2 separate regions of the Mus musculus genome follow, and region 2 is linked to region 1. Evidence: chromatin loops called from intact Hi-C (ENCODE). Cell type or tissue: left cerebral cortex. All regions are shown on one strand.

Region 1 (2,500 bases):
GTGTCATACCTAGGAAATCACTAAATATATCTATGCAGCTTTCCCATGAGGTTGTACGCCTTACAGTTGTATTGGTAACCCATTAAACTAAAGAAAATGACCATTTAATCTTAGAATGTCAAAATGATTTGGGGAAAATTATTAATCCATGACCTGTAAAATGCTTATGAAAACATAAAAGTGTCTCTTACTGTTACTTTAGTTGTAAGAGGGAATAAGAAAAAGTTAATATTTAGTATGCTGAAGCCACTCTCATCCTTTGTCTTACTTTGCTCACCCTACATTCATTTTCTGCATTCCAGAATTGTGGTGAAACTCACCCACCGTCTATTTATATGTTCTTTTTGCCAGAGCTTTATTTCTTGCTTTCTCTACATGGCATTTCAATGTGTATTATCATGAGCTGAAATTTTATTTTAAAACTTCTCAAGCATTGTTTCTATATATTATATAAACAGTCATCCAGAATACTTTTTACTGAAAGACAGTAGCACGGTGTTTCACCACCATAGGGCTCCTGGGCCAGACTCTGTTAGACTGCCAATCCCAAACACAGGCTTTCCTGGCTGTGTCTCCAGTTGTTATGCATCTTAAGTTACTTATTAATCTTCTTTCCCCTGACTTTTCAAGACTGGGTTTCTCTGTGTAACCTTGCTGTCCTGGAACTCTATAGACAAGACTGGCCTCGAACCTAGAGACTTCCCTACCTTTGTCTCCCAAAGGTGTGTCCCGCAACTGCAAGGAGAAAACATTACTTTTTCTTTTTTTTTTTTTTTTTTTCGGTTTTTCGAGACGGGGTTTCTCTGTATAGCCCTGGCTGTCCTGGAACTCACTTTGTAGACCAGGCTGGCCTTGAACTCAGAAATCCGCCTGCCTCTGCCTCCTGAGTGCTGGAATTAAAGGCGTGAGCTACCACGCCCGGCTTTTATTCATTACTCTTGTATCTCACTTTTCTTATATGTAAACTAAGAAAAGTACCTTGTGGAATTGCCTGAAAAATAGCTGAGTTAATTTTTTAAGTATTTTTAAGATACTGCCTGGCACAGAACATAAGCTATATAAATATTTAAAAGTGTATTAATCTAAATTTCAGGAAATGAAACACATTTGCCCTGACAAAACATTCAGGAATCTTAGTAGAAACTGAAATGATTTCATCCAAAATAGAAGCATGAGAAACTACAGAGAAAGGAGACATTCATGAAACAATTTCCAAACATCTGTTTCCTCCTGTGTTTTCTAATCACTGCCTCTTCACATTATTGGAGCCACAGCTTGAGGAAAGTTAGGAACTTCGTCTGTTTAAAGCCCAACAAAAAGAAGCTAAGACATTTGGCAAAAGTATGCTTATACTAAACTATACAAAAATATTTTTGGCAGAGTCTCACTATATAAGTCAGTCTGACCTGAAACTAACTATTCTCCTGCATCAGACTTGTGAATGCTGGGACTTTAGGTATATATCACCATGTCTGGCATCAAACTGCAATTTTGAAAACAAAACCAAGAAAAGCATACTGAAATGTCAAGTTTTTTTTGGTTTTTGTTTTTTCAAGACAGGGTTTCTCTGTGTAGCTCTGGCTGTCCTGGAACTCACTTTGTAGACCAGGCTGGCCTCAAACTCAGAAATCCACCTGCCTCTGCCTCCCAAGTGCTGGGACTAAAGGCGTGCGCAGCCACCACCACCCGACTTGAAATGTCAAGTTTTTAAAAGCATCAGTCTTTCACTTATGTTCCCTTAAGGTTTAACACATTGTGGTCAAGTATCAAGTCTTTTCTGAAAAGACTCAACACTGGTAGTTTAAATCTTTTCAAAGATAAAAACTATTAAGTTTCACAAAAGGAACAGGAACAATAAGTATTTTCTCTAAGATTGAGAAAAGAGATATAAGCTACTGTTAAACGATGAATGCTGTTTTTCATAATCGATTCAATTGTTGGCACAGTGCCAGGATATGTTGGAAAGCACACGTGGTGGTTTGGCTGCATAACCATAGTGTGTGGCACTATTGGGAGGTGTAGCCTTGTTGGAGGAAGTGTGTCACTGTGTAGGTGGGCTTTGATGTCTCCTGTGATAAGTCTCCGATCAATTCGGAAGATAGTCCTCTGGTTGCCAAGATGTAGAAGTTGATCAAGATATAGAAGTCTCAGCTTCTCTAGAATCATGTCTACCTGGAAGCTGCCATGCTTCCCTCCATGATTAAAATGAACTGAACCTCTGAAACTATAAGCCAGCCTCAGTTAAATCTTTTCATTAATAAGAGTTGCCATGGGCCAGGCGTGGTGGTGCACGCCTTTAATCCCAGCACTTGGGAGGCAGAGGCAGGCGGATTTCTGAGTTCGAGGCGGCCAACCTGGTCTACAAAGTGAGTTCCAGGACAGCCAGGGCTACTCAGAGAAACCCTGAGAGCTGTTTTTCCTGTCCAGGTGATTATCAGGACAGTTTGATTTGACCCTTAAAGGAGGGGTAATGACATGTCTTTGTTCTTTTCCAGAAAAA
Region 2 (2,500 bases), 400 kb after region 1:
GGCTTAGGCCTTAATCTCAGCCTTCAATGTCAGCCAGGTCTACAAAGGGAGCCCCAGGCCACCTGGGCTAAGGGTGAGATTCCTTTAAAAGAAAGAAGAAAGGAAGTCGAACAGGAGGGAAGAAAGACAGAAAGGCAGTTCTAAGGACTGCCTGGGTTAAAATGCACTTTTGTAACCAATTTAATCCCATTTTTTAGTAACATCATACCGCCTCCTGCAAAATACAGATTCGTCAGAGCAATTTTCGGAGTTCCTCCCTCCTCCCCCTGTATTTGTTTTATTTACCCATGTGTTAGAAACTACCCACAGTCTTGTTGAAATTAAGTGTGTGTGGGACCTATTTAGTTTTTGTTTAATCCTCTTTTCACATGCTTCCTTGTTTTTCATGGATCTGCATTTCTGAACTACACTATATGTGACGTATTTTCTTTGTCAGGCAGACCTTGAATTGAATGTTGAGAGTACAGGCCTGTGTATAAGAGCCTGCTGTAGTGGTATATACCTGCAATCCCAGTACCTAGATTGGAGTTTGGAGGCTGACTTAGGAATTTAAGGCCAGTCTCAACTATAAAGGGAGTCCCAATTCAGCCTTTAATCTTAGCACTTGAAAGGCAGAGGCAATCAGATGTTTGTGAATTTGAGAACTAAAACAAGAGAAAGACCTTCATAACTACATATCATAACATCACTCCTACCAATTATATACTTAAAACCATAGGAGGAGGTTAGCATGAAGCCTAAGGTTAAGAGATTTAATCAAGTTGTGATCAAAGTACATTGTATACATGTATGAGATTTTTAAAGAATAATTACAAATATATTTGAAAAGGAAAAGAATCACAATGGGTCTGGAGAAAGGACTCAGTAGGCAAAGCACCCACCTTGCAAGAATGAGCACCTGAACTCAGATCACTAGCACCTGGGTAAAAAAGTTGGGCCTGGCAGTAAGTACCTACAATGCCAGTGCTGGGGGCGGGGTGGGGGAGGGAAGAGATGGTCAGCCACTCTAGCCAATCCAGTTAGTGAGCACCAGGTTTATCAAGACAAATAGGCAGAAAAGGCATCCTTGACCAACTTCAGAAGGAAGGAAGGAAGGAAGGAAGGAAGGAAGGGAGGGAGGGAGGGAGGGAGGGAGGGAGGGAGGGAGGGAGGAAGGAAGGAAGGAAGGAAGGAAGGAAGGAAGGAAGGAAAGGAGGGGGAGAGAGGGAGGGAGGAAGGGAGGAAGGGAGGGAGGGAGAGAGGGAAGGAGGGGGAGAGAGGGAGGGAGGGAGGGAGGGAGGGAAGGGGGAGGGCAGAAGAGGATCAGAACCTGTTAGAGTTACACATAGATTGTAACAGGGTTGAAGGGCATTTGACAATAGAGCTCTCCCTCATAGCCAACAACCTATGAAACCATGGCCTATAATTACTGCCCAGATGAAGTCTCTGGCCATGGGAGGATATCTTGAACTGCTGAGAGGGTCACTAGTAATTAATTAATTACCTAAACCAACTTCTAGGAACCCAACCCTTAATATTCAGTAAATTTTTTTTTCTGGAAAAGAACAAAGACATGTCATTACCCCTCCTTTAAGGGTCAAATCAAACTGTCCTGTTAATCACCTGGACAGGAAAAACAGCTCTCAGGAAAACACATTTGTTCCAGGAGCTTTAAAATTATTCTAAACTCTACATTTATTTCAAAATAAAAATAAGTTGGCATATATTATTTACTGTCAATAGAACTGTCTAGAAAAATGTAGGTTGACACACTGGCCTTTTGGTTGTCTCACCTCTTTCAAATATTCCACCTTACCCTATAATCAACCCAGTCCATCTACACTATGCTCTGTCTCAGACAGAGAACTGCAGGGAGTCCAGAGCACAGTCCTGGGGACAGAACTCAAACTTTTATTGCCAAGTCTTACTATGTTTTAGGCGCTATGGAATGGTTGTTTATATAAAGGTAAAGGTAAAGACATAGTTATCTCAATTTGAGCTGGCCATAGTGGCTTATACCTGTAATTTCCTCCAACACTCAGGAGGCAGAAGCAAAAAGATTGCCATGAGTTCAAGGTCACCCTGGACAAAGGGATTTCTTGGCTCTGTCATATATATATATATATATATATATATATATATATATATATCATACACACATACACACACGTTCTCCAGTTACCATTATCAATACACACTTTGTCATTATGTGTCTGTTTTCATTCCATGATTTTCACAGTCCACTTGCAGTATCCCAAGGACTCACCATATCTTCCAGCATGGCATAACTAAGCAAGCCTTCACTCTGGATCCACTAAGCAGTTTTCTTTTTCACCAGGCAGTGAAAGAAAAGTAGAAAAATGACTCAGACTGGTGTCAAAAAGAACTCAAAGTTTACTGCCTCAATGAGCCTTCTGTTGCTTGGTCAGTTGCCTCCTGTTGTCCCCTCACTCTTTTCAAACTTTCTCCCTTCTCTTTCAGCTTTAGAGCCCCTTCCCTCTGCATATGATACTTTCTATTA

What was found. Peaks named below come from ENCODE experiments on the same cell type or tissue, not always from the same donor. Only the 100,000 strongest peaks of a DNase experiment are listed, where the experiment ranks them.
Region 2: it touches region 1 in a loop (25-fold over the local background); 24 of 42 quality-filtered maps call a loop at or near these places.

The regions. Positions count from the first base shown.
Region 1 is chr4:3,826,620-3,829,119 of GRCm38, reverse strand. No RefSeq gene overlaps it. Among named protein-coding and RNA genes, the nearest start is that of Gm32823, 7.8 kb to the left of the region's middle. In left cerebral cortex, no CTCF peak of the experiment used is centred here; a DNase peak (open chromatin) is centred at 1,247.
Region 2 is chr4:3,425,617-3,428,116 of GRCm38, reverse strand. No RefSeq gene overlaps it. Among named protein-coding and RNA genes, the nearest start is that of Mir3471-2, 110 kb to the left of the region's middle. In left cerebral cortex, no CTCF peak of the experiment used is centred here; no DNase peak of the experiment used is centred here.